Regions from separate parts of the Mus musculus genome. Here all the other regions are linked to region 1. Evidence: chromatin loops called from intact Hi-C (ENCODE). Cell type or tissue: left cerebral cortex. All regions are shown on one strand.

Region 1 (8,000 bases):
TATGAACAACCATAAAAGCTCACACACAGGGCAGGAAGTGCTGAGGCGAGGTCGGTTCAGGTTCAAGCTTACTGTGGCTAACTGTACAAAGCAGTTCCAGCTGACCTCTACGTGATTGGATCCCAAGATCACCAAAGCACAGCACATCACAGAATCTGCAATTCATTCAGGCATGAGAAAGTCTCCTAGTAACAGTACATGAGAAAGTTTCCTTGTAACGCTAGTAACAGCATGAAATGGCTGAATAGACAGGCAGCAGCTACCTGGGCCAGAACACCAGAACATGGTGAGCGAATTCCAGACACTGACAGTGAATTACTTGCGCGTTGGAGTTTGGTTTTGCTTTGTTCAGATTGGAACTAAGCCCTGGTTCTGCCCTCGCAAACTAAGGCAGTATTGACATTACTTTTAATTTTCTAGGAGCCCACAGTTGTGAATTTGAAATTTGAAAAAAAAAAAAAGATGTTGAACTTTTAATGAGACTAAACTTTTAAAGTATTTGAATTTGTAAGACTGTAGAACTTTTACATTTGTAAAATGTTTTACCTTGTGAAATTAAAATGAAAGTGCCTTCGCCCCCCTCCCCCGAACTGGGTCACATCCCCTGGGACACCTGCCCAGCTCCCTTCCTCACCTCCAGCTGCTTTCTTCTTTCTAGCTACTGACCCAGGAAGCAGTCCAACCCAGACCAGCCTCTCTCTCCTCCTGGAGACTTCTGGATCCCCAGTGCAGCCTGGACTCCCTAAAGGATCTCAGGCAGGTGGGGGAAGTGAGTGGGTGGGCGGGTGAGTGGGTGAGTGGGTGAGTGGGCGGGCGAGTGGGTGAGTGGGTGGGTGGGTGAGTGAGCGGGTGGGTGGGTGAGTGAGTGGGTGGGTGGGTGAGTGAGTGGGTGGGTGAATGAGTAGGCAGGTGGGTGAGTGGGTGGCTGAGTGTATGTCAGTGTCTTTGTAGGTCAGGCTGGCCAGGGAATAGCTATGGGGCCTAGGATAGTCTTAAGTCTCCATCTTCCTGTTCCCAGCACTGCAGTGCTGAGCTGGGCAGAGTGTAGTCCCAGCTTGGATATTGTGGAGCTGGGGATCAAAGCCAGAGTGTCCTATATACTAAGCAGTTGCTTTTCCTTCTGAGCCTCAGCTCCAGGCCCAAGTCTGGGTCTCTGAATCTACACAGGCTCCCCTGGGATGCTGGTTCTTCAGGAAGTGAGAGTGCTCTGAAGCTGTGATTAATTGAGGTTAAATCTTGAGAGATGCTTGTTCAAAAAACATTTACCTTCACAAGAATGTGTCGTTGTTACAGGAGACAAAAATAAATGATTAAAGAGAAAAACATTTTTTAATCTGTCAAGCTAGAAAGTTTCTCCCCTAAAGTGTTGCTTTTAAATTTTTTCCTAACTGAGTGATGAACCAAAAATAATTTTTATAAATAAATTCCAAAATTTAGGCCTTGATGTAATTTGTTTATGAGCATCTCTGCTTTATCTTAATAAGACTTAAAAAGTGTTCATAAAATGGCCAAGATGTCTGGGAGAGAGATACCTTCTGAAACCAAACTGATAAAGTATACACATGGGCATGTGTCTGTGGGTCCTCGGAAGTGCGGGCCCATGGCCCAGTGAGGCTTCTGCGCTTGGTTGGTGAGGGTTCCAAATCTTTCTAAAAGCCAAGTTGATGTTCTTTCCCACCCATTCTCTCCCTGGTCCCATGTGCTACCTCTTCTCCAAACCATAGGTTCTCTGGCTGGTTTGTGCAAACTGGTTTTCCATCATTATAATAAAAGATCAGAGACCATTAACTGCTGTGAGGTGATAGGCTACCTTGCTGGCTACCTTCCACTTCTATAGGAAAGGCTTATTTGAGCTAATAGATTTAGAAACTCCAGTCTGTGGTTCAGTTGGGCACATGGTGACCTAGTAGGCATGTGTGGGTCAGCAAGCCACTTACATTATGATCAGGGAATGTGATATCCAGAATGAATTCAAGACCACCCAGTACCTTCCCGCTTCAAAAAGACCTTCCAAACTGTACTAGCAGGCCAAGTGCAGAGCCAGATAAAGAAGCTGGCTGACTAAACAAAGATAGAAACATAGTTTTAACGGTCAAAATGACTAAGCTTGCAACTGCCAGAGCAAGATTAACAACTCCCCTGCCCCACCCCACACTGAATTCTGAGACAAACTAAGCAATGCCTGAAAAAATTATTGGCTATACCAATTAAAATAAGCCAACAACCCTGGTACTGATATCTGGTCTTTACAAAGGTAGAAAACGTGTGTTCTTTCTTTGTTCTGGGTCTCTCCTCTGGCCTGCGTGCTGAGAGGGGAGTCCCCAACATGTTGGGTCAATAAAAAAAATCCTCATGCGGTTCACAACGATGGTGGTCTCTGTGGTCTTTGTGAGTGAGGTTCTCTTGACAAACTACAACGGGAATATGAAAGAGAAGGAGTCCCACAGAACACTTAAAGGGCACATATCCAGCAATTTTTTTTTTAATGCCAGGTAGACCCTGCTTCTTAAAAGAGCCACACTGTGCAGCAGGACTTACACTCGTGGGCTTGTGGGAGACATTTAACATCTAAAGCATGACACCCATCCAATGACTCTGTGTCTGAGGAGGATTGATAAAAAGTACTACAAGTGTCCTTTGTCAGCTTAATGCTTGACTGGGTACAATTTTAAAAGGTTCAAAGTTTTATAGATTGTGAAACTCAAGGGTAAGTTGATTGCTGGAGGCAGGTCTTGGGCTTTGCGTTGCTTGCTTGTTTTAAAATTTGTAAAAGATTTGTTTATTTTATGTCCATGAATGTTTTGCATGTGTGTGCTTGCGGCCGGAAGAGGGCACCATATCCCCTGGGACTGGAATTATGGATGGTTAGGGACCACCATGTAGGTTCTGGGAATTGAACCTTGGTCCTTTGGAAGAGCAATGAATATTCTTCAGTGCTGAGCTGTTACCCAGTCCCAAAGGCCTTGGGGCTGTGTAGCTTGCCTGCTTCTTGCTTCCTTTCCTTGGCTTCCAGATCCATCCAGACACCAATAAGCAGCCCCATGTTCTTGCAGCCACGGCCTCCAGCTTGTCTTGCTGCCCAGACTTGCCAGCATAATGGACTGTATCCTCACATCCTCAAGTCAGGTATCTTGGCACAGTAAGAAGAAGAGTAAGGAATGGACTGATCCATGGCAGTGTTAGCAAGACCCCAGGAGAGAGGCACACCTGTGTGCTGTGAGGCACTTTAGAGTCCACCATTGATGGAGATAACTCACTAGCTGGCTTCTTCTCACTCTGTCCGCTGCCTCCTGCCTCATCATTTCTGCTGTGGCAATGTGCTGATATGTGGACCACTTTCCCATCCCTTGGCTTCTCCTTTCTCTAATCTAATTCTATCTGAAATGGACCATCACCAGGGAGCCTCAGGAGGGAGCACGGTGGCCCAATGATTAGCAACAGAAATGAAGACCCCAAACCTGATCTCCCTTCCTCCATCCTCCAGGACAGGTCCCCGACTTCTCTTTTCTTCCCCACAAATTACACAAATTAAACCTCTTGTACATACCACAGGCTCTGGGAGCACCCACAGGCACCAAGCCCTCCTGAGAGTCCTGAGGAAGTGTCCTGCTTCTGTGAGTCCTCTGCACATGCTCTTCCCGAGACAAGAGGGCATTTTACAGCAGCACCCAACAAACTTTCCAACTGGAAACTTAGCAGGGCAGAAGTATGAGCTGATTATTTTTTAACCAGCTTGGCCTAAGTTTCTCCAAACAATCTTCCAGAGTCAGGATGCCCTCCCCACCTCTCAGACTTGGGTGCGTTTCTGTGTGTGTGTGTGTGTGTGTGTGTGTGTGTGTGTGTGTGTGTGTGTGTTCTATGCATGTGTGTGCACATTTGTGTGCTTGTGCATTTGCTGAAATGTGCACATGAGAAGATCAGAAGCCAATGTTAGATGTCTTCCTTTGTTCCCCACCTTACTTTTTGAGACTGGATCTCTCACGGTCCCTGGAGCTTGCTGCTTGCTCTTTCAGCTAGACTGGCTGGTCAAGAGCGCCAGGAGGGCCTCTTGCCTCTGCCTCCTCAGCACTGTCACTGCAAGCACACATCATCATGGCTGAATCTTACATGGATGCTGGGAACTTGACTCAGGGCCTCCTGCTTACCCAGCAAGCACATCACCCGTGGAGCCATCTCTCCAGCCCCTGCACTTCACAGTTTGAGTGCAAATATAGACAGTTCGTTTTCCAGTCCACACCCAGAGCACCCACCTACAGGGAAGAGGCTGTAACTTTATAGAACCCCCGCTCCCATCATGCCAGGGGACTTTCTGGCCAACAGTGTCTGTGGGAGATGTTTACATACAGAGCAATGCTATGTGCTCACTTTGATCTTTAGTCCTCTTCCTGTGGGAAGGACACATTTCTAAACCCATCAGGCAGGCAGTAGATGGAGCCCCTATGGTTGTTCAGTTTTCAGATGGTCAGCCGACACTTACCCGCCCCTGAGTCTTTTGTGCTATGTAGAAAATCCCAAGACACTCTGCCAGGCTTCACAGCAGTACCAGGGGCAATGCAATGTTGACCTGAGGTTTCTGTCACAATACCCATATGCTCTCTTGCTATTCATGGAGGAATCCATAATGGATCTCTTTTTGCTTTAAATCTACAGCGCAAACCTCAGTGCTGATAGTGGGCTGCGTGGCAGAAGCCTCGTTTCTGATCAATGTGTTGCCTGCAACAACTTTGAGGGCGGATGCGTGGAACATCCTTTATGGCCCCCAGGGGAGAGCTGGGAAAACAGGATTCTAACAGAATGTGTTTCTTTTTCTTGGCGGCCTGGCTAGGTGTTACAAGGAAAAAAAGAGCTTAGCAGTTGGCAAGCAGGAACAAAGCCAGCTGAAGGCTACAGGAGACCAAGGGCTTTCTGTCATGGAAAATGCCCACACATTTCCAGATCCTTAAAAGAGTGAGAGAGAAAGTTTTAAATGGCTGTAGGTAGCCAGCTTTTTTAATGTAGTGACTCGGCCTTGCTGTGAAATCCCTCTAGGCTGGGAGGTAGCTAAAGTGTTGTCACACAAGCCGGAGGGACTTGAATCCTGTTCCCAGAAACGTGTAGCCAGGCATGGTGGTGCACACTTGTGATTCCAGTGCTGGCTGTGAGTTCTCTGGCCAGCCAGAAGGCCTACTACGCACATGTCTTAGGGTTTCAGTACTCTGAGGAGATACCATGGCCAAGGCAACTCTTACAAAGGAAAGCATTTAATTAGGTTTAAAGCTTCAGAGAGAATCTCAGTTCATTATCATCAAGGCAGGAAGCATGGCAGCCTGCAGGTAGACATGGCACCAGAGAAGGAGCTGAGAGTTCTACACCTTGATTGGAACCCAGCCAGCAGGAGCCAGCTCTCTTTTGCACTAGGCAAAGCTTGAGCACTAGGAGCCCTCAGAGCCCGCCTACACAGTGACACACTTCCTCCAACAAGGCCACACCTACTACAAGGCCACACCCCCAGTAGTGCCCCTTCTCATGAGCCAAGCATATTCTAACCACCACAGCATATTCCAGGCCAGTGAGGGAAAATGAAAATTTCTCAAAAAAAAAAGGGGGGGGACTCCAAAGAACAACACCTGAGTTTGTCCTCTGACCTATACACACTACACACACACACACACACACACACACACACACACACACAAACACACACACACCACACACACTTCCTCCTGCCTGAGCCTGGATCATCTCAGGGAGATGGCCTCAGGGCAGTAGATACACAGAGAGGCAGGGCACACATCCCACTGACTTGAGGACTATCTTGGGGAGCTTGGGTGAGGCTGGGGGAGAGGACTCCATGTTGGGCCTACTCTCCTTGCTGTGTCCTGCTCTGACCATGCCCAGGCACCAGCAAGAGTGAGTTTGTGTCTATCCCAGAGTGGCAGGTGCTTTGTTCAAATGCACTGCATCTGAGAGGGCGGCAACAGGGAGGATACCGGGTGGAGGAGCCGCGCACCCCTCTGAGCAGGCCTGGAGCTCTCTGGGCTTCGTGCCAGTGCAGCCTCCACTGGGCTCCTCAGCTATTCTTTAGTGGCTCTGAGCTACTTATGCTGTTGTCATTGTCATAGCGACTCGGCGGCCTGCAACATATGGGTGGGAGGCGACCGATGATGTGATTCCTGGAGCTGTGCAGAGACTCTGTCCCTCCTACCCACCACCCACCTCACCATGTGTCAGGAGTCCCAGCCAGTAAGGCAACAGCACTAGGGACCATCTGAAAACCCATCTGTCCCAAGTTGGTGGCTAGGACTCAAGGAGCTTTACAATCCTGTGGTATGGAGTCCTAACCCCTAAGTGGGATTAAAGGGAGAGTCGCCATATTTCACAATAAGAACTGAGATGCTGCCAGCTGTGTGTCTTGTCCACCCAGACCATGGGCCTCTCAGCTCCCCATGACCCATATCCACCAAGGCTTTGCAGCCCACAGGCACAGACGACTTGGCCGCATTGTGAAGAGAGGCAGGACCATCCCTCTAGACATGTAGGGCCTTCCCACAAAGGAGACTCTGCATTTTCAGAGGAAGTGGACTTTGTGTGGGCCTAGGCACCTTCACAGCAGGGTGTCCAAAGCCACACACTAGGCTGCAGAAAGGGGTTTGCTCAGGTTGGCAGCCAAGATAAAGGACTTGAGGTCAGAAACATACCCTAAGCTCCCATCACAGGACATGTTTGGCTGTGGATACAGACATGGCCATCCACATTGTTCAGCAGAACGGCAGGGTGTGGAAGTTCAGGGTCATGTGAACAGGAGCAGCCTGAAAGCCTCAGTTGGCCTTACCCTGGGTTGTGAAAACTGGGTCTGAGCGACTCCTATTTGGGAGGATTGTTCCACCCAGTTTCCTTCTGACATCACATCCCTGTAAACCAGTGGTTCTCACCATGTTGGTGGTGACTCCTTGGTGTGTGTGTGTGTGTGTGTGGGTGTCGAATGACCCTCACAAGGGGTCACCTAAGACTATCTGAAAACACAGATACTTATGTAATGATTCATAACAGTAGCAAAATTATAGTTATGAAGTAGCAACGACAATAATTTTATGGTTGGGGGTCACCACAACATGAGGAGCTATATTAAAGGGTCGCAGAGTTAGGAAGGTTGAGAACCAGAGCTCTAAAGTGAGCTCTTCTCTGACAACCAGAGGATCAGCTCTTCTTTGTCCCATAATCATCTGCAGTAACAAAGTTCCAAGGTCCTGACAGCCCATCACAACCATCCAGGAAGACTCAAAAAGGAATCATGACCCTCCCTTCCACCCAGACTCTAAAAGCTCCCTGTGGATTCTGAGCCATGGGGAAAGCCACATGGTCCCTGGGAAGCCAGCTGTAAAGCAAGAGGACCTGGCTTCAGGCCCCAGCACCTGGTTAGCAAACCAGCTGTGGTGACAGTATACACCTGTCACCTCAGTGCTGAGGGGAAGGGGGCTCCCTAGAGGATGGTGACCAGCAGGATTGGCTAATCAGTAAGTTCGAGTTTCAGTGAGAGACCCTATCTTTAAAAATAAGGTGGAGAGTGATAGAGGAGGACACCCAGTGTTGGCATGCGTGGGTGCACACGTAACTATACTACATACAAAAGCCCTGTGGCAGTACATCAAACAGACATCCCACAGGCCCCGTGTCCACAGCCCCCCACCCCCGACATCCCCTCAGTGAGGATCAGACTGGTGACAGAGAATGTCTGCCTCTCGATCCCACATCTGTGACAGTGCACGTTTTCTGAGTCAGCATGCTCGCCAGAGAACTCGTTCCTAGGAGAAAACTCAACTGCAGCAAGAAGTCTGCACACACACACACACACACACACACACACACACACACACACACATACACACACACACACGAGGAATGCTATGCAGGGTCCAAATCCACGATAAAAGAATGGCCTTTTCCTCAAGTGAGTTAGTAGCTATTTGAAAACTAAATATGCAAACACTTGTAACCTGGGAAATAGCTGTAAAGTTGAGAAA
Region 2 (8,000 bases), 100 kb after region 1:
TCCCTTCTGAACAAGATGTAGAACTCTCAGCTCCTCCAGTGCCATGCCTGCCTAGATGCTGCAAGGTTTCCGAGATCTTGATAATGAACTGAACCTCTGAACCTGTAAGCCAGCCTCAATAAATGTTGTCCTTTTTAAGAGTTGCCTTGGTCATGGTGTCTGTTCACAGCAATGGAAACACTAATGAAGAATGGGTGATATAAATTGTACTTGGTTCCTCCTCCTCCTCCTCCTCCTCCTCCTCCTCCTCCTCCTCCTCCTCCTCCTCCTCCTCCTCCTTTCTCTTAGCTTTTTGGAACAGGGCTTTTGTGTGTAGCCCTAGCTGTTCTGGAACTCATTTTGTAGATCAGGGAACTCGGAGATCCACCTGCCACTGTGTCTCCAGTGCCTGGATTAAAGGTGTGTGCCACTCCAGCAAACTAGCTTTTAAAAGGGGGCCACAAAAATAAATCTTTAAAAAAGAAAAATTATTGAGCCAGGCATTGGTGGTACATGCCTTTAATCCCAACACTTGAGAGGCAGAGGCAGGTGGATCTCTGTGACTTTAAAGCTAACCTGATCTACAAACTGAGTCCCAGGACAGCTAGGGCTACACAGAGAAATCCTGTCTCTAAAAGCATAATAATAATAACAACAACAACAATGAGCCAACCACAGGCACCAGTACCAGTGGACAGAGGCACCTGCCACCAAGCTTGACAGTGTGAATTCAATCTCCAGAACCCAGAGAGTAAAGGAGACAATCAAATCCCACGAGTTATTTTCTGACTTCCTTATATGCACTGTAGCATGGACACACACTAATAAATACACAAATACATACATAAATACATGTAAAAACGTTTAAAATCCTCATTAGTCCCTTAACATTCAGCTTTCAGTTTATCCAAAGTCAATCTTGTTGGTCCCTGGGTCACGAGCCCGTGTTTCCCTTCTTCTAACCCACATCTCTTTCAGAGCCTGTGGATACCATCCCCAAATGTTCCTGACCTTAGTCCTTTGTCACCTGGCCTTGGAGGAGACACTGCCTTTAGCACATTTCTGAGGGTAGAGCCTGAGGAGAAATCAGCCAGCCCTACAGTATCAGAAGCTCTACATACATCAAGTGTTGTGGGACCACAGGAGGAGCAGAAAGGAACTGCCAGGGACCTCATCCTGGGACAGAGCAGGCCTGTGGGTCAGAATCAGGCACTCCTTAAACTAGTGATCTCTGCCCTTTTTTAGAACTTTTGACCCAGAGGTCTGCCACCCTTCCCTAGTATCTGAGTTCTGAGCCCTAGACTGCCTGCCCCTCCTTGCAGGGAAAGGATGCCTGCAGCCATCTGCGGGGTCACCTTTCTCTTCCACTGAGAGTCCAATCAAAACAAGGTGGAGAGTGAGCATGGCTCTCAAAACTCCGGGATTTCTGCTGGGCATTTTCTTGGTTTCCATGCCTATCCTGATATTGTTCTACACTTTGCCTGGCTCCTGTCTGGTGTGGGGTACAAAGCAAGAAGGGCCCAGTGCCTTAGCATTCTTTCAAAGAGGAAAAGCCAGCCACAGCTGGAATCCAAGGTGGTAGACACCTAGGTGGTAGAGGTAGGAGGGTCATAGGTTCAAGGGCAATCTGCCTCAGAAATCTTGGCGCTAGGGGCTATATCTCAGGACCACAGCAATTGCCTAGCATGGGCAAGGCCCTGGGAGCCATCCTCGGTGCCACAGCAAAATAAAATAACAGGATGAGAAAGAAGCAGGGGAACGTAGAGATTATTTTCATTCACCTACAGGGGTGAGCTTCCCAGGAAACCTAATAAAACCACACCCAAGGGGAAACGGAAGCCAGTGAGCATTCAGAATCCTGTGGCCTGTACCAACAAAGTCGGGAAAAGAGGAAAACCCAAAACATTTCCCAATATAAAACAGAAGAGATAAACATTAATTATTTATATACATCCCTTCCCAAAAAGCACAGCTGCATCCTATAGCCACAGAGACAGCGTGTGGGTGCCTTCTTCCTAACCCAGTTGTAAGAGCCCATTCTTTGAGACCAGAAGGGGAGGGGTTATGGTTGAATCCTGTGACTCTCGCCTTTCGTCCACAGTCTCATGACCCCCTGGACCTCAGAGGCTGCCACGGCTCCGGATGTCAGCGGCTGTCTCCAGGGGACCCCATGAAGTCAAAGGCTTCTCAGATCAGATCCAGAAGGAGGGCCCATAGATTACTGGAAACCTGGGGTGGGGGCAGCCAGATTCAAGCCCAGAGCTGGGTTTCTTTGTGCTTTCCTTTTGTGTGACTTGGGTGAGACGGGCACTGTGTAAGGAGACAGGGCAGTACAGAGGCCCGGTGGGGTGCTGCAGGGTAGCTCCAAATTAGGCTGGCCATGTCTCTGAAGAACCCAGGGTCCTCTGCTGAGAAAGGAAATAGTAAAGACTGTGATGTTGCTTGCTAAGGACATCCACTGATCATGATCACATCCATGGCTAGGCTTTCTCATAGTGTAGAAGGACACAGACACAGACACAGACACACACACACACACACACACACACACACACACACACACACACGAGACAGACAGACAAAGAGATAGAAACCATAAGAAAATACATTATACCCTAGTGTTAACACTAGAGCAAATGGAAAGATACTGGGTTTTAATTTATTTAAATCTGTTCTTGAGTCTCCTTAAATGTCATCGTCTTTGTCCCACTGTTTGCAGCCCTCACACATTTTGTGACTAACAACACCAGCAGCTGCATAACACAGACTCAATACTCAACACAGACATAATACTCAAAGATTCTGTAAAATGGCCTTGTCTCTGCCAATTGTAAGTTGTATAAGGTCACTCAGTAGGACTACATGGTATGCTGATGCTACCTAGCAGAAGCCACAGTGAGGCCAGGGGGCAACTTCCAGCTCTACTGCCTACGGGTTCACAGGAGTCAGGGCAAGGCCAGCCTGCCATGACGGGTAATGGCTACAGCATGCTGACAGCATATCAGATAGCTCGTTGGATTTGTTTTTGGCTAGAAGAACACAGAATAGTGGAATCTGGAAGGATGGAGAGCCAGCAGTGGACTTTTCATTGTTGATTCAGAGAAGCGAGTGTTGGGCTTGCTTCTCCCTAACAGTGACGTCTGTGGAAGTGAAGGCTTTGTTCTGACTGGGGGCCAGCAGCCGAGGAAGCAGCCTAGCAGAGCACACACATGGAGCAGGAGGACTGGAGGCAGAGGCTAGCTGATGACCAAGGATGGTTGCTACTGCCAGGGTGTAGACTCGATTCACCATCTGTCATTTGTCACCTCGGGGCATCACTACAAGCTGCGGGCCCTGGACTCCCTCAACCTTGGACTCTGCCCAGCCCATAGGTAGGCTGCCCAGCATCTCCACCACCCCCAGTGGGAGCACGTGGGTTTGGTTGATCTGGACCCTGGTGGAAGGAAGAGTCAGCTCAGCTGTCCTCACTCAGATGTGGGGTAAGAGGGCCAATGGATCACAGCACAGAGAGGGGCAAGAGGCAGGGTGGGTTCTGCAGCACATACTAAGAACAGGGGTTAAAGGCCAACAGAGCTTTTGCTAGAGTGTCTTTCCATGTTGGCCACAGGGAATTCTGGGCCGAAACCCATCTTATGAACAGGGAGTGCAGGGCAGGCAGCCTGCAGGTCTGGACCCCATTTAACCCCTCTTCTGAGGGGTAGAAACTTCCCAAGGCTGCTGACCCAACCTGTGCACTAGCTATGGGTCACCCCTTAAAGTCAGCAGCCTGCATCTTTACTGCTTGTGTGCTGAATGCCTACCCAGATCAGGAATGTCCTGGGTGAGGGCAACCCAATGCAGCGGTTTAGGGTTGGAGCTGAGTTCCAGGCTAGGAAGTTAGCTATCATTAAACATCACCTGCCTGGGGTGGGAGTTATGCACTTTCCCTATCCAGTATCCTCATTGAGATCAGGATGCTATGCCCACCCGTGGCTACCTAGCCTAATTTTGGGGTTGGCAACTCTACAGAAAAACAGTAGCCCAAGTACCTGGACAAAGAACTAAGAAAGAAGGAAATGGCCATTGAACGCCGAGGGAAAGCCCACTAATTACATTAGAAGTATCAATTTGCGATGCTTTCTAGTGGTTAGAACAGCTGGTGAGATTGTTGAGGAAATGCAGACTTGACTCTTTGGAAGCTGATTCAGGGATGCCTACCAGGATAAAGATGCTGGTAACTCAAGGCTAGGCTTTTTCCATCCTGCACATGCATCTGTGTACCGAACCCAGGCTGTGCGAAGCAATACTTCCCATTGTAAGATTCTAGAAACAGTGTCTGGGATCCTCAGTAGCAAATCAGCTTGTGCAGTGGGAGGGCAGTGGTGATTTCAGAGTGAGAAAAGTCCATCCGAAATGGCAGAGAAGCAGACAGAAATGGAGGAAACAGAGTGTGCGGGGTGTATCATGCTGCGTCTGCAAAACAAACGTGCATGGTGTTATGTACATGCATAAGCGCATGTGCATATACACATGAGCATGTGTGAAGGTGTGCACATGTATCCATGCAATGTGTGTATTTTCTCATATGTAAGTGCATATATATGGGAACATGTCCCTATTAGCATGTGTTACCTATGTATGTATATAAAGATACACACCTATCAGATTAGCCATCTTTGTTAGGATTCTATTATTGTAATAAAACACTATAATCAAAACAACTTGAGGAAGAACGGGTTTATTTCAGCTTATAACCCTCAGGTTACAGTCCATTAATGAGGGAAGTCATGGCAGGAATTCAAGGAGTTCCTAGAGTCAGGAACTGAAGCAGAAGTCTTGGAGAGTGCTCCTTGCTGGCCTGCTTCTCCCAGCTTGCTCAGCCTGCTTTCCTATAGCTTCCCAGGACCACCAACCCAGGGGTGGAACCACCTACAGTAAGCTGGGCCCTCACACATCAACCATCAGTGAAGGAAAATGTACCACAGGCTTGCCAACAAGCCAATCTGGTGGGGGCATTTTCTTAGTTGAAGTTCTCGCTTCCAAAAGAAGCCTAGCATGTGTCACATTGACATAAAATTAACCAGCACACCATCTATTCATTTCTGTGTGTTCACCTACCCATTGCTCCTGCTGCCTATCCTATCCTATCCATCCATCCACCATCCATCCATCCATCTGTCCATCCATCTATCCATTATCCATCCACCCACCATCCATCCATTGGTTCTTCAATGGGTCCATTCATCTATTCATTCATTTACCTGCTCATCTATCCATATGTGCATCCATTCATCAGCCAATCCATCTATCCATTCATTATTCACCCACCCATCTACCCAGCCACCTGTTCATCTACACATCTATGCATCCATCCATTAACCTTCCTGTCCACCTATTTATAAATCCACCCACCAATCAACCAGCCCATCCCCCTGGTGCAGTGGGTCCCACACAAGGCCTAGAATGCTAGTTCAGCTGCAGAAGCTTAGCTGGGAGTGAGATGATCTCCCAAGTGCTCCCTACCAGGCAGGCTTGGTGACTGGTGGACATCTCAGAGAAATGGGCCATGGCTGTTATGCAGAATGAAGTCTCTTGCCCAACCACCAGCGCTTCCCTCTCAATCCTCTTACATCCTCTACCCCCAGGCTGATGTAGTCATCCAGCTAGAAGTGGATACCTGGATTTCCCTGGTGAGTGGCTGAGCTGACTGGGCCTGCAGCCAAAGTCAAAGGGGCAGAGGAATCAGGGTGAGCAAACCCTGAAAGCAGATGAAAGTCACGACAGACCAGAGAAAATGATTCTGCCCTGGCATCCTAGATCCACGTAGGGCTACTTGGGTGGTGCATATAACAGAAGGGCTCACATGCAGCAGGGCAGCACAGACACCTGCCGTGTAGACACGTTTGTAAGGGGGGGGGCTGCTTGTGAACGCAGCTGCCCACACGCCAGCTTGCGATGCAGGGCTGCCTTCATTCTCTCTGCATAACACTCAGCCTACACTCTCTCAGCACGACTCCCGCCCAGCAAAGCTCTGAGAAATCAATGTCAGCAGCAACTGAGTCCACCGTTTTTTCCATTTCGCCCCCTCTCTTCGCACTCCTAAATTTGCCTGCATGGGTAATTAAAGGATTATTTTCATCTGATGTTTGGAGAATCCAGGCTGTTGGCATTGGGGGTGCTTAGAGTAAGGAAGGGGTATGAAATTATTGACCCCTGAGTATGCAAGGTACCTGCATCTTCCCAGGGCACCCGGACTGGGTACAAGCCAGAGGAAGGGGGGGGGGTCTACTGAGGAATACTACATCTTGCTTCAACAATGGGAAATAGCAACTACCCCTGCTGAGAGCATCAAGGGGGTCTCTCTCTCTCTCTCTCTCTCTCTCTCTCTCTCTCTCTCTCTCTCTCTCTCTCTCTCTCTCTCTCTGACAAGATGTAGGACACAATGGAAGCCAAGCACTGCTGTTCCCTGGATAGGTACACCAATAACTTACAGACGTAACCCTAGGGATTCTTGTCTGCACCCAGCCTGGCCAGGGCAGCACGAGGCAGGGCAGGGCTAGCCATCTGCAACTGAGCCTGGCTCAGCTGGGAACTGGGTAGATTCCTGGAGCGGGTGCTAACACCGTTCACATTCTCATTTCCAGGAATAAAATCAGTTCTACCCAAAACCTCATTCCCTCAGCCTCTCCAGAGCAGATGGGCTAGACCAAAGTAATCATGGACACTCTGATTTTCCTCAGTCATCGATCACCCCGTGCCGCCCGCCATCACTGCCCATTCCTATTTCTGGCTCCCCAGCAAGGATGGCCAGAAACCAAGAGCCTCATAGGGTGCAGTAGCCATGAGGGCCTTTGCTCAGACCCCACAAGGCACCCTTCATCCAGCAAGATTAGTTTTCAAGCCAAAGTTGAGAGGCCTCCATCCCTGAAAGAGAGCTGGGTCTTCTGAGCTTGAGACAGCCTGACTACTAGACACAGGTAGATGAGGTGAATCTTTGAAGAGAACATGAGGCATATATCAGCATGATAGGCAGACATCATGGGGAAGGCGGGAGTTGCCGGTTAAAGAGGGGCCAGAAGGACCAGGCTGACTTCAGTGATCCAGGAGAGAGCATCTGACACTCTTTCTCAGTCTCAGTCACAGGGCTACCCTGAATGACAAGGACAACATATGCTCAACCCCCGGTCCTCACCCGTCACCACCTGCAGCTTCCAAGAAAGCTTGCTCATCATCGAGGCTCCTGTCTACTGATTTGTATTTGTTCCACCAGCAGCTGCTGGCACCTGTTCCAGATGTAGGAGCAGGTAAGGCGCTGGGCACACACTGAGCCAGTCGGAAATGATACACAAGGCAAAGCTGAGGGCATCTTGCCTTCCAGGCCTCTCTCTCCCAGGTCCTCCATTCTCACTCATTCTGGATGGCAGCAAAGCTAGACAGAGCCATGCAGATGTCCCCAACTAATGTCCTGTGAGTGACAGCTCTGCTTCTGCACAGACCCTTGCCCTGCAGGCTTCACATTCTTCCCTCGGGCTCAAGAATGAGACGGGGATGCTGTCAGGGATGGCTCTGTCAGTGTTTGCCATGTAAGCATAAGGAACAGGGTCCAACTCCCCAGCACCCATGTGAAGACGTGGTGGCACACACCTGTGATCCCAGAACCATAATGGGGTGGGGGTGCATTTGAAGATAGGCAGATCCCCAGAGTTACTGTTCAGCCGACCAGTGAATAGGTAAGCTCTGGGCTCTGTGAAAGACCCTGTGTCAAAAATAAGGAAGACACCTAATATCAACCTCTGCCCTTACACACACACACACACACACACACACACAGAGAGAGAGAGAGAGAGAGAGAGAGAGAGAGAGAGAGAGAGAGAGAGATCTGGCTTCATGACCCTTCTTGTGCCTACCCAGCTAGAGCCCCTTGGCCTGACCCAGGAAGTCCCTGGTGCTTGCAGTCATCAATCCAGGGGACCAGGGGACCAGGAGAGTAAGAGTACACTAAGCTACACCACAGCATGAGAAAGCAGATCTCCAGGTGGGTG
Region 3 (8,000 bases), 58 kb after region 1:
AGGAACACCTAAGTCGCGATGGAAATCGCAAAATATTGGTGATGCCAGGACTATAGTATGTATACCAGGAAGAGAGCAGAGTGCACGGACTGTGCTCCAAGGGAGATGATGCCCTCTTCTGGTCTCCATGGGTACACGCACTCAGTCACGTATGCGCTTGCACACACAGAAGGGAAAGGGAGAGAGAGAGAGAGAGAGAGAGAGAGAGAGAGAGAGAGAGAGAGAGAGAGAGAGAGAGAGATGGGGGAGGGGCAGGGAATAACCACCAACAAACTCCTGGAAGACAACACTTTAAACTCTAAGACCCAATGCCAGTTGGCAAACAGCCAATTAAGTGAATGGGCAAAAAGATTCGAACAGACAACTTCCCAAGCAAACTAGCCACATAAAAATGTGCAAGTGAAGATGTTTAATCTCACAGAAATACAGATTAATAGCCCAGCCAACATCATTGGACACTCATCAAACAGAGGTATTCTGGCTGGTGTGATAATTACAAGGACGTAAGTTTGAATCCCAGAACCGTATGCAGTGGATGAGATCATAACATCTATAATCCCCATGTTCCTACCGTGAGATGGGAGGTAGACACAGGAGAATCCCTGAAAGCTTGTGGGCCAGCTAATCTGGTGTGCACAGCAGCAAACAACCAAACAAACCTTGCCTGAGGCAAGGCGGAAGGCAAGGACTAACATCCAAGGATGCCGTCTGATAACCTTGCCCCCATCCCCAATCCATCCACACACGAAGATAATGATGATACTAATAATTAGTAATAAAAATGGCCCCATTAATAGGCTTTCCTAAGGGTCTGTTAGATGCCCCGAGCAGACCAAGCATCTGTGCACATGTGGAAAACCCCGAGGCGTCCGATTCGGCTCTCAAGAGGCACATAGTGCAGCAGACTGAAAACCATAGTGAGAATTTTGGTCTCTTTAAAAACCCAGTTATGTTAGTGAGTATGTTATTGTCTTAATCCCAGGTGTGGGATATGAGGCTGCTTCAGATTGTCCACAGCTGCTGACTGTGATTGCCTTGTGCTCTAGCAGGGACAGGATGTTTGGTTTAGTTCTGAAGACTGGAGAGGGTATAAACAGGAGAGCCGGAGGCAGCTGCCGCTCCCCCTGCTGCTGCTGCTTTTGCTGTTGCTGAATTTCTGGTTGGAGCTATCCTGATGACAGAGATTGGACTTGTCACCAAGGAACGGGACACCCCTAATGAGCAGGACGTAGTCTAAAGAGGTCTGTACTTCCTCTCCTCTCTAACCTTCTCTCTCTTCTACTTCCTGTTGCGGGGTGGAAAAGAATGTGGATGGAATATGGGTTGGAAGGGTGGAAGGTAAGAACCCAATAAGATAACCAAGAAGCCTGTTCTCTTCCTCTCAGACACGTTCACCCAGAACTATGGAGTCGGTGTCTGTGGAAAGCCTACAGTCCAGCTCACGCTAGCTTTCTCATGCTGCTCAAAACATGACAGCCCCAGTGGCTATCTATCTGTAACTAGCCCACCAACCCACAGGCCCCAGCTCAGCATGGAACTGGACCAACTCCTGACGGACTACCCAGCACTGAGTCACAGCGGCATCGTGCTGACCCAAGGGAGCCACAGAGTCCAACTACTGAAAATACAAGCCAGTCCCTAGAGGTCAGGAGTCAGCCCAGGAAGCCTGGAAGGACAGGCAGTAGGGAAGGAGAGATGGAGGCATGGTGGGACACAGAAGTCTCAGGAGAGGGAAGGGGACATTTATTATGGTGGCAGAGGTACCAATCCATGAGGAAGACTTTCAAGGCTGTGAGCAGTGGCCCTCGGTGTCAAGGTCATTTTAGGATACCTTACTATGGAGACTTGTTTTTGGTGACCAGGAACGCCCAAGCTTCAGACCACTCCTGACTTTTTCTCTATTCATGATGAATCTGTGCTGAGGACTTGTAACTCCCTTTGTTTTCCAGGACTTTGGGGAATGCTACAGTCTTTCGGGGCCTTGGGTCACTCCTGTACATTCCCCTGAGCCTCATGCATTCAGAAAGTCTTCCTGGCATCCGAAGTCTGTGGGAAGTCTTCTCCAGTTCTGCCAGTTTAATTTGTTTTATTAACATGAAATATTTGGGTTTGGGATTCAAGGATAACACTGAGACAGATAGTCCTTTGTGGGGTAGGAAGTTAATAGTTCCACGGTCACGAAAGACCCACAGTGTGAGGACTCCCCCACGTTCTGACTCAGAAGAGGCGACACCCCAAATCACTCACGAGAATCGGTCTTGATGCAAACTGCAAGAGGTTTATTCTGGAAAAACCAGTGCATTGGGGACAACTCTTATCCCACACAAGGGTAGAGGAGTCAACCATGAGCTCAAGGGGGCGGGAAAACGAAGGACGAGACACAGACAAACAAGTCCAGTGCACTAGGGTTGACTTGTATCCCACGCAGGGGTAGAGGAATTGACAACAAGCTCAAGGGGTAAGGGATTTATATAGACACACAAACCACAAACACCTGGCACTGGGCTATAGAAAGGCAAAAACCACAAACACCTGGCATCCTGGAACAATGGGGCTATTTTGGACACAGGTCTAGGGGCTTAAATAATTTTTTACTCTCTGTCAGGATCTTTTAGTCATATAGAAAAGCAGACAATGGCATGAAGCAGACCCTAATGAAAGTTCAGGAAGCAAGCGGGGTTGGGGGTGGGGGTGAGGAGTCCTTTTTGGGTCTCAGAGGAAAGGGGAAGGTTCCAAGATACAAGCCTGTAGCTAGCTGTCCCTGATTCCTGGGCAGCTGGGAGGAGGGGGCAAATCCCAGGGAAGGAGTGAAAAGGTGGAAGGGATATCTGGTTGAGAGGTAGCTGGTGTGAGTGGGGGATGTGCTGCCCTTTGATAACCAGAGCCTGGCTGCCTGGTCTGTGGGCTTCCTTAGGGGGAAATAGTGTCTGTCACTCCCTGACATCAGACTAGGAAGGCTCTCTCTCTCTCTCTCTCTCTCTCTCTCTCTCTCTCGCTCGCTCGCTCGCTCTGGCTCTGGCTCTGGCTCTTGATCTCTCTCACTCTTTCTCTTTCCCTCCTCCCCTCCCCCTGCTGCTCTCCTCTCCTCCTGCTCTCCCCCTCTCCCTTTTCCTCCCTCTCCCTGTAGCAATAAGAATCCCAGAATCAACTGAGGATGGAGACAGGGAGGGCTGAACTTGAGCAGTCTCTGGTCTGATGTTCTAACATAAGCCATGTGTACTAAGCCACTGTGATTAAATGTTGTCTTCAGTGGTGACATTGATGACCCTCTTACCTGCTCTGCAGCAGTGGGAGGCTGTAGTCTTGAAGGCGTGGCACCTGGTATAGAATACAGAGCAGGTTCCAGGAACTACATACAGGAAAACATCTGCCACATGTAAACAGACCAGGATGTTTGTGACATCCCTGTACTGTCGTGGGGTTGGGGTCATTGATATTCATCTGAAATTATGCTCATAAACAGACAAAAACAAAGGTGCTGGCTTTTCCACCTAAATACACAGCTTCCCAGCAAAAGTCCTCCTTGGGGGTATCAGGCTGCCAACTCCTGACAGCCTCATCCTGGGCATAACTGTCTGGAGAAGTGGGGCAGCCTCTTAGGATGACCTCAGATCTGAGGAGTGACATCTGCCCAGCATGTGTCCTTGCACCTGAGGTAGGAACAAGACAAAAACCTCAGTGCAAAAGTAAAAATAGCAGACCATAGCAATCCAGGGCATGGTGCGGGCTATAATTATAGACATGGAGGCGGTTCCTTCTGAAGCCTACTGGAGGGCCAGGGGGAGTAGGCTGGTGTGTGGGGGTGATGATGCAGAGGAGGGGAGGCCTGGCCTCAGAATCTCCTGACTTCAGAGTGCCCAAGAGACAGGCTAGCAGAAGGCCACAGGACGAATGGACAGCAAGAACACAGGCTACAGCAATTCTGCAAAGTGCTTAAAAACACTCGTCCTCTGACCTGCAAGACACTGTCCAAGATACAAAACCTTGGCTGTGTAAGGGAACAAAATTGCATTGGATTTTTGGTAAAAATAGCAAGAGTAATTTTGTTCAGGCTCTGGCAGCAGATCGGAGAGTGTGGTGTGGGACTGAGATCCACTCAAATGCAGGACAGTAACAAGTGCCCAGAGTGAGAGCAGACTGGGGGAGGGGAAGCTACCGAGGAATAAGCCTGCCCCTGCTAAAGGTGAGCTACTGTTTGGGATGACAGCCGATAGAAGTCAAAGAGTGGCTGGAACCAGAAACCAAGGGTGGAGGAGTCACAGCAGGGCATGATTGTGAATGGCCAAGGTACAGGTCTAGCTCAAGTAGCTCGGAGGAGCCTGACTGAGTTAAGCCTTTCCAGGGTCGTCTCCACCATGGCCTGGCCCAGGGATAAGGTATTCTGCAACTACAGACGAGGGAGCTGATGGAAGGGGCAAGCAGCTTTTGCCAGGATCCTGTCCCTATGCAGTGCTGGTCCCTGGCCTTGCACCTGAGTCCTGGGTGAGCTTGGGTACCTTACTTTCTGTCTTAGTTACTTTTCTCACTGCTTTGATGAGTCAGCCAACAAGAACAACTTAAGAAAGGAACGGTTTGTTTTGGCTCATGGGTTGAGGTTCATCCAAGATGATGGAGGTGTCCCCAAGTTTGGTCTGTTGCTATGAATTGCAATGCTAAATACTGGCCTCCAAGGTCTACTTGCCCCCCAGGATGAGGAAATCACATACACTAAGTGATGCTATGTAACCTTGCTCCTTAATTTAAAACTATCTGTTGAATAAAGATGCCTACAACCAATAGTTGGGCATAAGGGAGGTAAAAGGAGTTTCAATTCTTGAGCTTGTGGTCTAAGGTGGGACCACCACAAGGGGGAAGAGAAGAATGTGGAGAGAGGAGAGGATGCCATGGGGTAGGTGAATCATGAAAACATGGCCATGAGGGCTGGGCAATTAGGGTTAAGAGCATCCCAGATGGAACATGGCAACTCAGGGTTATTGACAGGAAAGTAAATACTTCCTTAGAGCGAAGTATTTGCCCAGCTCTAGTGCTAATTACATCTTATAAATATATTTGCATCTTTTACTGGGAACTGAATGATCAAAGGCCGGGTAGAAACCCCCATTGAGGTTATATACACTACACCATGGGGGAGTGTCAACAAGAGCATGAAGGAGTCAGTCCGAGACTCCAGCCCATGGGATGGTACCACCCACACTCAGACTCCCACCCACACTCAGACTCCAACCCATGGGATGGTACCACCCATGCTCAGGATCATTTTACCCGCTCAGCTAACACTTTCTGGAAACACACTGAGGGATGTGTTCTCTTTAAGTGACACCAACTCCAAATTGTCTGCTCATTTTTAATTATTTAAAGTTTTATTTTACGTGTATGTGTATTTTGCCTGTATGTATGTATGTATGTATGTATGTGTGTATGTATGTACACCCCAGGTATGTCTGGTGCTCAAGAAGATGAGAAGATGGGTTTGGGTCCCCTGGAACTAGGGTTACATATATTTATGTGTCACCACGTAGACCTGTATCCTCCAGGATTCCAAACTACTGAGCCATCGCTCCAGCTTCAGTTTCTTCCCATTTGAAAAATATTTTATTAAAATATTTTAGGTAAAAGACATAGCTTTAAGACTCGCTGGAAATTCAAGACTGAATGTTAGGGTTGGAGGTCCATGACTGGAGAAGTTGGAGACTGGAGGTTAAAGGTTAAGGTTAAAGATCAAAGAGGCTGATGGTTTGTTCCAAGATATAGGTTGGGAATAGAAGGTTGACGTCTGAAAGCCTACGGTTAGAGGCTGGAGATTGAAGCTTGGGGAGGCTGGGTGGTTAGGGTTAGAGGTGGAAGCTGAGGAGGCTGGACTAGGAGAGGTCAGAACAACTGCCTTCCCAGAGACTTTTCATTTTCTGGGGTAGCCATGAAAATAACTACAGATCGGAGGTGGGACACAACACAGTCAACATTTCATGTCACCGTGTGAGTAGCCAGAAGCCCCAAGTCAGAGTCGCTCTGGGGTCACCCAGGCCTGATCAAATTGTCTACACTGCCATGCTCACACACTGGCCTTGGCTCAGCTATATTCCCCAGCCTCAGCTCCATCTCACCTGGCTATCTTCCCTCATTTGTCCTTGTATCTCCCTATCTCTTTCCTTATCAGCCCTACCATAACCTGTGGCACCAGAGAGGTCACATTTGTCTCTCACAGCCACCAGGTTCGGACTTCAATGTATACTTTGTGGGTTCAGTTCAACTCCACCACGCTTGTACATGTATGACTGGCTTCTGTCCCTGGACCATTCCCCTTCTCCTTAAGTGAGGACTCTCTAGTATGGTAAGTGTCTCTCATCAACCATCAACAGGCAAGGGGCTAGGCTCCAGGTAACATCACGATTCTTCCATTCTAAGAGCCTTGTGCTGATGCAGAAGCCTGAATGGCCAAGAGCGGGAGGAGAGCATCCCTCTAGGGGACAGCACTGCCCTGGGCTGGGAACACTGCTGGAAACACGCTCGGCTTCTGTGGGCCTGGCCTGCTGGCCGTATGCAGAGCTGCATCATCTGCTGTCAGTGTCTAAGCCCTGTGAATGGGGTCCAGCAGTCTTCCGTCACCCCCTTCTTTCTCCCCAGTACAGTTGGCTAGTACTGGGAATAATGATTACCTTGGTGTGAAAGTGGAAATTTCTGCTTTCTCTAACAAGTCAGTTGTGTCATGTGATATTTTTCTGGAAACTGATGACAGGATTTAGTTCACTGAAGCAGACACATGAGCGGATGTTTTGCTGAGAACAGACACGTGGCGTTTTTCCGGAAGCTGTCTTGTGAGAGGGCATGTGACGTTTTGCTGGAACAGACACTGGAGAGGGAACATGGTGTTTAAAATGAATGTAAATATAACCTCACAGACAGTGGGGGGAGGGGGGAAATGCTCTTGCATTGGTTCACTTCGCAAAGCTTTACTGGTCTTGGCTGATCTCTGCTTGTTGTGATTTTTTTCAAGAAAGAAGTACCAAAGAGCTTTGTGTGGTAATCTGGTTGCTTTGCGCCACTTCTGGGGACTTACGGTGACATGGCAGAGCCTTACAGTTTCTTCTGGATCAAGCCACTGCTACTGAATCATGTTGGGTGTTTTCCGATTGGGTTGGACTGCCACTATTGATTCATGGTGGATGTTTTGGGCTGGACTGCTGATATCCTGACCACAAAATTGAAATCCCTCTTGTCCTACAAACCGTCTTCTTCCTCTACCTCTGGACAGTGGGATAGAAGGGAAGTAAAGGTGTTTAAGAACCCTAAATAAAGTAGGTTTTGAAAAATCTAAGCCTACACTGGTGGATTGAAAAGGAGCCCTTCCCTTAGTTCCTACGATCTGAGACTATAGTCACATGCCAAAAGGAGGCTGCAGGTCATCAAGTTATGGCTTCCAGAAAGTTGAAGGTCATCCTGATTACCTTGTGCTTTGGTCGGCTTTCGGTCGCTATAGTGGAGAGCTGTGTAGATGGAGTAAAGATTTATTTAGCAGTTTTGTGCATGGTTGAAGAGGGTGATCTCAGGGAGTATACAAGACAATGGCCAGGAGTGGGTGTCAGAGCAAAATGCATGCCCAGAGGAGGAGAGACAGGCGTTATCCCACAATCTCTGTGAAAGGGACACCCCAGTGCCCTAAGGACCCCCTGCCACCTGCCAGAAGAAGTTCTACTGCCCAATATTACAATCCTGGCTCTCTTGAACGCCCCTGCCACTCAAGGCCAAGAAGAAGAAATCTCTTTGATTCCCATACTGAGAAAGTTTCTTTACAGCTGGTGACTCCAGCTCTGTCCACTCCAGCCATGCTAGCAATCAAAAATCTCAGAACCACCAGGGACGTCCTGGTCTGATGGGTTCTGGAAGCCTCTGGCTGGGTAGTGGGTGTGTGACTGGAGTTGCAGAACCCCAGGAGTGAGCACCCTTGCTGACATCCAGTGTTGGTTTCTTCACTGAACATAAAAACTCTCTACAAGGGCTCCCTG

What was found. A loop is a pair of places that touch in the nucleus more often than their neighbours do. Peaks named below come from ENCODE experiments on the same cell type or tissue, not always from the same donor. Only the 100,000 strongest peaks of a DNase experiment are listed, where the experiment ranks them.
Region 2: a loop joins it to region 1, with 9 times the contacts of the local background. A loop is called at or near these places in 4 of 42 quality-filtered maps.
Region 3: it touches region 1 in a loop (7-fold over the local background); 2 of 42 quality-filtered maps call a loop at or near these places.

Annotation. Positions count from the first base shown.
Region 1 is chr2:28,062,583-28,070,582 of GRCm38, forward strand. No RefSeq gene overlaps it. Among named protein-coding and RNA genes, the nearest start is that of Fcnb, 18 kb to the right of the region's middle. In left cerebral cortex, a CTCF peak has its summit at 4,776; DNase peaks (open chromatin) are centred at 4,282, 4,824, 5,397, 6,130 and 1 more place; H3K27ac peaks cover 2,532 bases.
Region 2 is chr2:28,163,614-28,171,613 of GRCm38, forward strand. No RefSeq gene overlaps it. Among named protein-coding and RNA genes, the nearest start is that of Olfm1, 38 kb to the right of the region's middle. In left cerebral cortex, no CTCF peak of the experiment used is centred here; DNase peaks (open chromatin) are centred at 2,933, 4,952, 5,947, 6,594 and 1 more place; H3K27ac peaks cover 2,992 bases.
Region 3 is chr2:28,120,430-28,128,429 of GRCm38, forward strand. F730016J06Rik (a long non-coding RNA gene) reads left to right here. Exons shown (of 10, transcript XR_003953783.1): 4 at 1,047-1,241; 5 at 1,519-1,644; 6 at 6,203-6,328; 7 at 6,734-6,878; 8 at 6,992-8,000. Among named protein-coding and RNA genes, the nearest start is that of F730016J06Rik, 29 kb to the left of the region's middle. In left cerebral cortex, a CTCF peak has its summit at 6,516; DNase peaks (open chromatin) are centred at 3,765, 4,052, 4,484 and 6,791; H3K27ac peaks cover 1,413 bases.